Regions from separate parts of the Homo sapiens genome. Here all the other regions are linked to region 2. Evidence: chromatin contacts called from ENCODE Hi-C or POLR2A ChIA-PET data. All regions are on one chromosome and are shown on one strand. Each heading gives the region's core, a stretch centred on a gene start or an enhancer-like site at or near the end of the contact. The rest is flanking DNA. Distances are from core to core; before and after follow the strand shown. Region 1 overlaps NHSL2 (NHS like 2). Region 2 holds the start of OGT (O-linked N-acetylglucosamine (GlcNAc) transferase). Region 3 holds the start of RTL5 (retrotransposon Gag like 5).

The links. Hi-C counts contacts between places; a loop is a spot of excess contacts on that map. ChIA-PET counts read pairs that join two places held with the same protein, here RNA polymerase II (POLR2A). Pooled maps may share reads with other maps.
Region 1: a map of natural killer cell shows a loop between it and region 2 (20-fold over the local background). The contact joins the enhancer-like site here to the promoter of OGT in region 2. A Hi-C loop is called at or near these places in 1 of 168 maps with a recorded cell type or tissue (natural killer cell), 1 of 37 single-sample maps with no recorded cell type and 7 of 50 pooled maps. POLR2A ChIA-PET finds 5 or more read pairs at or near these places in 2 of 52 experiments (Panc1 and naive thymus-derived CD8-positive, alpha-beta T cell).
Region 3: a loop to region 2 is called in a pooled map, with 5 times the contacts of the local background. The contact joins the promoter of RTL5 here to the promoter of OGT in region 2. A Hi-C loop is called at or near these places in 5 of 50 pooled maps.

The regions. Positions count from the first base shown.
Region 1 is chrX:72,100,054-72,103,326 of GRCh38, forward strand. All of the region lies in intron 1 of NHSL2 (NHS like 2), which reads left to right. Among named protein-coding and RNA genes, the nearest start is that of RTL5, 30 kb to the right of the region's middle. RefSeq lists a silencer at 1,064-1,183. Within about 2 kb of position 1,823, at least 7 of the 41 ENCODE cell types and tissues checked have a DNase peak (open chromatin) inside an H3K27ac peak, as active enhancers do; they include natural killer cell, where a contact is called at or near this core.
Region 2 is chrX:71,530,867-71,534,574 of GRCh38, forward strand. It overlaps OGT (O-linked N-acetylglucosamine (GlcNAc) transferase), which reads left to right and starts at 2,238. Exons shown (of 22, transcript NM_181672.3): 1 at 2,238-2,470. The coding sequence starts at 2,434. RefSeq lists enhancers at 1,289-2,488, 1,989-2,328, 2,154-2,812.
Region 3 is chrX:72,130,648-72,134,053 of GRCh38, forward strand. RTL5 (retrotransposon Gag like 5) reads right to left here and starts at 1,268. Exons shown (of 1, transcript NM_001405151.1): 1 at 1-1,268. The coding sequence starts at 893. It overlaps NHSL2 (NHS like 2), which reads left to right. Exons shown (of 8, transcript NM_001013627.3): 2 at 1,432-1,587. RefSeq lists silencers at 1,059-1,128, 1,289-1,348.

The DNA.
Region 1 (3,273 bases), core at 573-3,072, 570 kb after region 2:
CACCACTCAAGGCAACTCATGAAGCTTCTCAGGGTCTTGGTTTGTGGACTCCAATAAATTCAACGTATGCTGGTTGAGTGCAGACCAGAACAGCCGAGCCAAGTACAGTCAGGCCTCGCTTCACAATGGGGATACGCTACGAGAGAAATGCGTCATTAGGTGATTTCCTCATTGTGCAAACATCATAGAGTGTACTTACACAGACCTAGATAGTGTAGCCTGCTGCACACCTAGGCTATATGGTACAGCCTATGGCTCCAAGGCTACAAACCCATACAGCACGTGACTGTGCTGAATACTACAGGCAGTTGTAACACGATGGTACTTATCTGTGTATCTAAACATAACTAAACCTAGAAAAGATAGAGCAAAACTATGGTATCATCTAATGGGGCCACTGTCATATATGCAGTTGTCATATATGCAGTCCATTAAGCAGGGGTCCTCAACCCCTGGGCCATGGACCCGTACCAGTCCATGACCTGTTAAGAACTGGGTCACACAGCAGGAGGTGAGTGGCAGGCGGGCGAGCATTACCGCCTGAGCTCCACCTCCTGTCAGATCAGCAGCGGCATTAGATTCTCATAGGAGCAGGAACCCTACTGTGAGCTGTGCATGTGAGGGATCTCAATTACTTGCTCCTTATAAGAATCTAACTAATGCCTGATGATCTGAGGTGGAACAGTTTCATCCTGAATCCATGCCCCCACCCAAGTCCGTGGAGAAATTGTCTTCCACAAAACCAGTCCCTAGTGCCAAAAAGGTTGGGGACTGCTGTGTTAACTTACATGCCATTATGTGGCATATTGCTGTACAAATGGCCCTGGCCTTTCCACAAGCCGTAGCATGGCCACAGAGATATAGAAAGAGCCTGAGTGCTCACGAGGTGATTATCTGAGGTCTGTCACAGGTTCCCCTTTCTTTGCTTTCAGAGGCATCTCTGTTCACAGCGTCTCATCACACTCAAAACCCAATGCCTGTTTCCTTTTTTTTTTTTTTTTCAAAAGCAGAGTGTGTGGCAACGGGGCTCTGAGGAAATCCCTACCACTGTGGTTGGGGAGGGTGTGGTGTGAAGAACCCACATTGTGGCTTACTCAACTGTGAGATCTTAACTCTGTGGCCCCAGAGCCACTGTGCTCCTGGGCGGCAGTGGTGACAGCCATGGCGGCACAGCTTAGAGCCTGGAATGGTAAGCATGGGCTCAATTGCATCCTGCAAGAAGACTCGCATCAGGGTTTGAGCTCGGGGTTTGGTGTCTGGGTGGGTGTCGGCAGAATGGGAGGAGGCAGGTGGCTGGAGAGCACTGGGGACAGGTGGAGCAGCCAGTTTTGCCCTGGCCTGAGTCAGGCCAGGTTTGGGAAGCATTTGGACTCCACAGCAGGCTTGGGTGCTCGGCCCCTGGATTGACAGGAAGCTGAGAAATGTGATTATCTCCCACGGGACAACATGCTGTCCCCAAACAAAGGTGGCGGTCGCATGCCCACTGCCTAAGTTCTAAACGAGCCCTCCCCCAGCCTTTTCTCCCCAAGCTGGCCAGCTACAAGACCCAACCCCATGGTGGAGCCGAGGGTTCAGAGCAGCTAGGCACAGGAGAAAGGAATTTCCTCCTGTGGCTGCCTGGGAGGGAGCTCTTTTTCATCGGCCCCACCTGCCAGCTTCCCCATTACCAGGCCGAGGAGTGGAACACCAGCATTCCTTTTCCCTTCCTACTGCTGCCTCCTCCAGCCCTGCAGCCTAGAAACTCTCAGTGGTATCAGACTCCTGAAGCACCAGGCAACAGCCCAGCTTCTTTCTGCTTGGTCACACAAGCTGTGGCCTCCCAAATCATGCCTGGGCTAGGAAGACAGAGCAGTGTCACAGGAAATCTAAGTCCCATGCACATGGTGATCTCACCCCAGCCTCTACTGCTTCAGCCCCCTCCTGAGGCTGGCCAAAGCGTAGAAGCCCTGCTGATTAAGCCTCTTCCCTGAATGTTGGCAGCCTAGGCTCTGCACTAACTTAGCACCTAGTGCAGAGCCTGTCACGTGCATGGGAGCTACCCAGTAGCATTCTCTTGGACGGATAAATGCATGGGTGAATTAACATGCTTTGGATATTGTCTTTGTTGTACCTCCTCAGGGCTCCCAAAGCCTTAAAACTAGAACTTGTCACCTCATCACTTTAGAACCTTCTATTTGCAGGCATCTATGCACCTGCTGATCTCTCCCACTAAGAAAAGGTGACAAGAGAAACCAGCCAGGGGATTCCTGAGGGTAGTCTAGGAGTCTCGAAGCCTTGCAGTGGTCTTCCAGGCTGAATCATCCTACCTCGAGAACCAAGAGCATGAGAGTTGGCATCAGACAGACTTAGTTCAAGTCTCAACCCTGCTATTTCCTGTATATATAATCTTAGTCAAAAGTCATTTCACCACTCTTAAGATTTAGTACTCTACTCTGTAAAATGGGGCTAAAAATACCTACCCAGCATTATGGTGAGGAATAAATGAGAAAATGTGTTAGGTTGAATCCTATGAAACTGTCCAAAGCATTTAAATGCCAGCAAATTTGTATGGTTCAACCTAATATATAAAGTAGCCTTTATAAACTATAAAGTATAATAAATAGCCCTATATAAGTATTCATTATTCTTAACAGATATAATTTGTAAGTCACAGAATATTGTTTCTTGCAGTATTAGTAATCCCTTTCATCAGAATACAGGTCAAACTAACAGAAGAAGCCACTTATCTGACAATCGTGGGCTGCAGGCATTTCCTGGAGCATTTTGGCCTGGGAAATAGGGAGCAGGTATTTTTAGGAAACTAGACTGGTTCATGGAAAGCAATGGAGGTGAACACCAGGGTGACTCGTGACAGCTCCTACCTGGAAATGATTAACCCGCAAAAGCACAGTAGGAGTTGGCACATTCTCTTGCCCCAGATGGGAGTACCCACTCCCTAGCTCCAGTAGCAAAGCAGAGGCTGCCTAGGACAAACATTCCTTCCCGGGGGACAGAGCCAAAGGGTCCTAGGCCAGCAGACATCTGGAGGAAACTAAAAACAGCTTCTTGCCAACTTTTCCCTCCCTAGTGGCAGCTATCAAGCCCAGGTAGCTCCTCTTGACCTAGCAAAGTCCCACGCCTGGGAAAGCTTGGATTTGGAACTGATAGCTGCAGTGGCCACAGTGGAGGGAGTGGGGGAAGGTTCTCACCATATTATGCATCGCTCCCTCAATCCCAATCCTAGATGTAAAGGTCACTGGGATTTCAGGCCAGAGGGGACTGGGAAGAGTCCAG
Region 2 (3,708 bases), core at 988-3,487:
AATCCTCTTGTAAGACAGAAAAGTTCTTTAAGTCCCCACCCAACCCAGGAAGTCCAGCTGGCTTCTCCTCTCACATCTATGTATTTCTTTGGCTTCATTTAACCTTTGGAGCCATTTTTTTTCAGCAGCAGTGCAACAGCAGCCACCAGCCCGGGTCTCATCCAGCGCTGGTGCTACTGCTGTGAAATGTGTGTTGTTCTGAGCAGCTGTATTTGTGATACTTTGTTACACAGCAGCAAAAAAAGTAATGCAACATCAGTGGTGTTACTGGGTGACAAAGTTTGGGATTGGGGTTGAAGACCCAGCTGATTTAATTATAATTGGTTCTAAATTTAAAATTGCACATAAAAAAAACCCAGAAATCAATGTGAACAACAATAAAAAACATACAAAAGCACTTCCTTCAATGTCTAGATCAAGGCTTCTTTCTCACCCCCTCCAACCTTACCTGTTTCCTCCCTAGATATTCATAGAGAGTAATATATTTTATCATCTAAATAGTCTTCTGTATTGCTCTCTAGTAGCTTTTTGTGTCTACCTAACTAGGCTTCAGATTCCTTGAGGGCGAGGATTTCTGTTCATTTTTGTGCCCCCCACAGTGCCTTGCACATAGAGACTCTAGTAAATGTTACTTATTGGCTGAAGAATTAGGAACATGACCTGCATTTAACAACAAAAAGAGTTTTTGTTAATTAGCTAGCACCCGCTCATCAGCAAGGCCTAAACATCTGCCAGTGGAATCTGAGAAGTCTCTTCTAAAAGTTGAAAAGCTGAGTTTACTCATTACAGATAGGGAACTTGTAGTAGGTGTGTGTGTGCGGGGGGGAGGTTTTACCAGTTAAATCAAATTACAAGAGGTTGGTGCTCAATTTTCAGGAGAGTTTGTGTAGTGATTTTTGTCTTTTTCACTGCATGATGTGACTCTTGATTATGGGATGGAAGAAATTAGCATTATGAATTTTCTCTGTGCCATTTCCATAATTAATTGTTTGTTGACTGTTTTGAAGAAATTTAAGCAGAATTTGAGGACTTAGTTTTAAAAAATGTAGTGAAGGGGCTAGGTAGCAAAAACTTTTTGAAGAAATTCATTGACCTGCTTTCTTAGATCAAGGACTTTTTGAAATAAAAAGGCTCTCAGAGATCCAACTTGTAGCCTCCAGTGGCTTGTAATACTTTCTTGCTGATGTGGCAAGCTACCTTAAGTCGTTTCTAGAACAAGAGGTGAAGTATAAATACCAATGTGACAAAATGTCTGAACAGTAGACTTGAAACTGCAGGAAGATCGTAAGAACCGATTTGTTCAAGGAAGTAGAGGCAATTCATGACTCAATCTAGACGTGTGGTTTAGGCAGATGGCAAGTGAATTCATTTATCATTGTTGATCTGCTTTGAGCTCAGTGGAATCGCCGACTGTGACAATGTGCAGAGCTAGCTGGTGGAAATGAAGTCACAACTCGAGGAGAGTCATGGATTTTGACGAACGTGAATCACCTTTAACATTTTTATGGCTGCCTTCGGAGTGCAAACGCCCAGCATGTCCCTGAGTTATTAAACATTTGCCCTATCACCGTGGGCAGGAGTATTCTGAATACCAAAACGATTTTGAAATTTCAGGCTATACGGCCAACATTGAAGGTGTCTGCATTCAACTGGCCCTGTGAAAGCTTCAGTCTTTTTCATCGAAGTGCTGAAATCGATGGCCGAGTCACAATGAAGACGGGCTCAAATCGGAACCCTCTCGCTCCTCGTTTTGAGCAGCTGTCTTTGAGAGGCAATCTTCTGAATTGACTGGCTCAGAATTGATCCGTGAGAGTCGTAACCATCCGTTTTTGTACGAATACAGTTGATAAACTTTTTTAGACGCCTTTGGCATTTATGTTTAAAACGACACCACCTGCTAAGTAACAAACACTCTTCTTAATCGCGGTGGCAAAAACGTATCCGTCCCGTGTGTGTTTGTTTTTACCCTTCCGCTACACTCTTAAGAAACTTGGCCGCTTCCGCCCCAGAGAGTGCCCTAACCACGAGTCGGGTTGACAGGGCTGCTCGCATGCGCGGTCTCCACCGTGGTGTTTGTCGCAATGGGCGCTGCGCGGAGGACTACATGGAATCTCGACTTTGCAGCTTGAAGTCATTTTGTTGGCGGCGCTGGTTACCGGCTACCTCCGCGCGGGCACTTGATTGTAACAGAAAGTAGTTCCGGCCCATGTTGTTTCGGCCGAGGAGCCGTCGCCGCCATTTCAAGACCGTACTAGGTAGATGGTCAATTAGAGTTCCCAGGGTTTGAAGCCTGTAACTGCTGCCGCCGCTCAAGCCCTCCAGAGCATTGCTACGGCTGCTGCCCTTGTACTACTACCTCCAAATACGTTCTTGCTGGTAGTGGCGGCAGCAGGACCAATTACCTCTTTTTTGCTCTCCCTCGAGAAGCTCCAGATGGCGTCTTCCGTGGGCAACGTGGCCGACAGCACAGGTACCGGTGTCCCGTTCTACCTTGGCAGATGCCCCCTTGGGGTCTCGCGCCGTCCTCTACCTTGTATCACTCCTTCCCTCCCTTCCCTCGAACCATCCCCATTACATCAGTGACATTGCTAAGCTTTTCGTGGTCTACTGGCATCTGATCACATCGGGTTTTCCGCTGTTGTCCGCTTCCCGAACATTTCCTCCTCCTCCCTTGCTTGCTTTTTGCTGCCTTTCTTGCTTTGTTTTTATTTCGTAAATGTTCTAGCATTCCACTCTCTCCAGGCGCTTTTATCACACGTGCGCGCTTAGAATGTCGTGGAATGGACTGCATTGGAATCCCTGCCCTTTCACTCCTTTGCAGCGGTTTTCTCCCCTAATTCCAGCTCATCGCCTCTCCTTTTTCCCCTCCATCTCCTCCTTCATCTCCCCCCCCAGTCTTTTCCCCTTAGCCAGATTTGGTCCTTCTCTGCCAATCTAGGGCGGGGGTGCCGTTCCGATGTAATCATATCCTCACTTTGCATCACCCGAGGACGATCAAAAGCTCGTCGATGGTGCCACAAGTCACCTCGAGAAGAGGGGACATTGAGCAGCACCCTGCTAGGCAGTGCCTTTCTGGTGTTCTTTCGGTTGAGCGGTCCCGGTTTAGATTGGAAATTTCCAGGGGTTTCCTTTGCCATCGCCCAATTCCACCGCTGCCCTCAGCCTGGATTTCCCACCCTGTCCGCGGGGAACCACACCCTTCCCTTCGCGAGGTTGCCAGCCCTGTTCACTTCCTATCCTTGGGGGAGAAACCACCCCGATGCTGCTGCTTTGGCGTTGACCACCCTGCCCGCCCAATTCTCGCTTTGTGTTACTTTCTCGATGTATTCCTCCGCCGCCGCCTCTGGGTCTGCCATCCCCATTCTTCAGCCCAGTATCTCTTTATTCACAGGGTGTAATATTCTTTTAAGTTTCCATCCCTGCTTGAAGAGTTTGTAAAGCAACTGGAGTGTAGCTGCACAAGTACAAGGCGGTTGCCCTTTTAGACACTTCAGTCGCGAGCATTTGGTACTGAAAATACGAAAACAACCAAATTGTAGGAGTGTCCTTCAGCTGCCTTTCCATATTGAGGCGATTTGGGCGGAAGGGGGTGGGGAATTGGGCTGCGCTTCTGAGGTTTCCCGCGAGGTTATTTTTTGGTTGTTTCTCAGTTGAGATGTGTGGAGGGTTTTAGCTACTGTTCCTGGAAGTTGTGCTGTAAGTAGTAGG
Region 3 (3,406 bases), core at 18-2,517, 600 kb after region 2:
TCCAGGTCGGCCATTTCTGTTGACCATAAGAGCTCTTTGCGGAAGAATTCCGACAGGCCTTTGAGGAATTGGTTTTGGAGGCGGCAGTCATCCCAAGACAAGAATTGGGCCAGGAACTGAAAAGCATCTGCATAGCTGCCGAGGGTACAGTGGCCCTGCTTGAGCTTGCGAATGGCCTTTTTAGCCACACGTGGGGGGATGGGGCCACAGAATTCCTTACGGATTTCATCCAGGAAGCGCGGGAAGTTGGCATGCAAGGGGCTTCCTTCCTGGGTGACCGAGATGGCCCAGTCCTTGGCTTCGCCAGTGAAAAAGGAGATCAGAAAGGCCACCCGCTCGGCGCCCCCGGGGAAATGAACCTCATGGTCGGCTATGAAGGTCTCTAGCTGCATCAGGAATTCAGCCAGGTAGACTGGGTCTCCTGAAAAGGGCTCTATCTCAGGCCGCTCCAGCGGTGCCAGAGGGGGTTGCGGGGGCGGTTCCTTTGACGCGGGCGGAGGCAGCGCCGGCGGGGGCGGGATGGGCAGCAGAGGGGGGTCAGCGGGCCCGTCGGGGGTGCTGCGATCCTGGATCACGTTAATCAAAAGATCATCCGAGATACAGTCGGGCTCCGCGCGTGGGGGAGGCCGGCACAAGAAGGGCAGTTCTCCCCCGGGAATGACTTCGATCTCACTGAGCGCGAACTCCAAGTTCTCCTCCGCAAGGACGGGCACTATGGGTACTGGCCAGCGGATGTAGCTGGAGACATTGCCCCGCAAGGAATTAACCTCGGCCAGGGCTCTCCCGAGCTGGAGGCCCAAATTGGCATTCTCCCCGCGAAGGGCATTTAATTCTTCGCGCAGGGCCACATTCGCCATGCGGAGGCTGTTGAGATTTCCTGACGCCTCAGACATCTCGACAAGCCCAGGGGCCCTGGGGCTCCGTGGTGGGGAAAGGGGAACTGGAACTACGGGCGGCCGGAGGAGGCCGAAATGCGGCGGCGGGGCTCGGGAGGGACCGAAGTGCGGCAGCGGGGCACGGGCCAGGCCGGGCCACACCCACCGGGGCGAGCTCGGAGGGCGGCGCTCTGGGCGGAGGGCCCGGCGGCTCGGCCCAGGGCGCGTTACCTCGTCGCCGGGGCCGGAGAGGGCGGGCGGAGGCACGGGGCCCGGAGGCGCCAGGCGGAGGATGCGGGCGACACGGTGGCGGCGGCGACCGCGCGACCGGGCGGGCGGGCGGGCAGGGGCGAGCGGAGCGGGAGGGAGCGGACTGCGGCAGGATCTGTCGAGGAAAAATCTTGCGGCCGGCGATTCCCCGCCTTTTAAGCGCAGCCTCGCACTCCCCCCACCCCACGCAGGGGCGGGCCTTGGGGAACCGCGGGCGCCCACTGGCCGCCGCGCGCCGCTCCCCTCCAGCTCGCCTGCGCCTCTCACTGACTCTCTCCTTCCCTAGCTGCAGCTAACTCGGGTCGGGAAAATGCGACAGCGACTGCCCACTCGAGGTCGTCATGGCGACAGCCAGTGAACGTGTTCCTCTCCTCGGGCAGGCCCCCGAGTGTAGAGGAGCTGCTTCGGGAGGCGCAGCTCAATCTCCAGAGCCTGTTGCAAGGTACCGAGAGGGAGGGGGGCTGCGGCCGGAGCCCAGAAGCGAGATGCGCAGCGGCAGGAGGGAGGCAAAGAAGAAAGAGGACAGGGACCAGCAAGATAAAGACAGAGAGTTTAAAAACAATCGACAAAGCAGTTTCCAGCTTTCACCTTTCAGCCTAATGATTCTGAAAGAGGCTATTTCCAGGGCTGTTTCCCCCCATCCCCAGCCCCTTTTTTCAGCTCAGTAGCCCATGGGGAAACAAGGACAGAGACTGAGGCAGGGCCATAAGTTATGCCATTCACCGAGAGCTGGGTGGGAGACTCCCACAATGTGGGCCTACATTCCCTCCAGCCCCCCTCTTGCCACATCGCCCATGCCTTTGGGATCCTGGCACCAGAAGACAAAGGGGGCATCTGCAGGATCTCCCACTCTGGGCTTCACTCACTCTGCTCTTGCAATAACCCCTGGATAGCTACTGCCTCACCAAAGTAAGCCCAATACACAGCACCCAGAGGTCACCTATTTTGTCCCCCCTAACCAAGCCTGAGCTTCTCGATGTAAAGAATCACATCTTGCTACCCTTAGGTTTCCAGAAGCACCTGGCACAAGGCTGGATTCCCTCCCCACCTGCCAAGAGGTGCTCAGTGGATGTTGAGCATGAAAAGAGGTCTTGTCAGCACTCCTTTATCTATACTAATAAAGGTTAACTCTAATGGCGAATAGAAAACTGCTGATGGGCCACCAACAGGATGACAGCCATAACCCCCACCCCCTACCAGGGCAGTGGTGACCTTGGAAAAGCAAGATGCCAAGGGACACCATGAGCCTTGTGTTCAGATAACAAAGGACTTGCCACACAGAAAAAGAGTCGATGTGCTCTGTGTTGCTACCATGGCAGAATTAGGACCAGTGGGTGGAAACCCAGAAGGAGGCACATTCCACCTCCAGATAAGGAAGAACTTTCTGACACACCTGACAGCCCCAACTGTCCGTGGAAGAAATGAGCTGCCTTGGGAGGGAGGGAGCTCCCCTTCCCTGCAGGTGTGTGCGCTGAGGCTGAAGAAACACCTAGAAGGGCTGCTGAGGAGGGAGTCTGGGCACAGAATGAGGCGTTGGACCAAAGAACCCCAAGAGCAACCCCAAATCTCTGTGATTCTGAGTCTTTGTTCAGTGTACATACAGCATGAATGTCCCTTCTCTACTCTCACTTTCTTCATGTATTCTCATCAAATTCATCACTTCAATCAACCCTATTCAAATCTTGTGCATCCTTACTCACTGATGATGCCGCTGAACTTCTGCCTCTTTTATGCTGTTACCTCCTCCTTCCCTCTCCTTCACCTTAGCCCTCCTAGACCTGACATCACTTACAGCGGGACTAAGGTGCAGGGAACACGGCCCACAAAGGCTCAAGTAAAAGTTCTTGACATCCAAGAAAGAACTCCAGATTGGACTTCCTGGTGTAAATCTCTTCTTGCTTCACACAGGTCATTTCCTTGGTAGGGTCGCAGAAAACCTTAAGAGCTGCAGGGCTTCAAAGAGAGGAACTTGCAGTCCAAAGTAGCAAAAGGTGTCTGCATTCTGAGCCTCTTTTCGTAACTGAGCACTCAAGGTGGGGATCATTGAGATAAGGGCTTGGTCCCCAAACCACCACAGCATGAATTTATTGACTTTCTCTTCTCCTCGATCCTCATGGTCCTGGGAAGCAAGCACTTTTCCATTTCCAAATCCAGTGGCTCAAACACCTGGAAATAGCCTAAAGAAAATGCAAGTCAGGCCTGGCAGCTAGAGCAGGAGTCCTGGCTCATGGCCCTTCCCCGGCCCAGCGCTCGGCCATGGC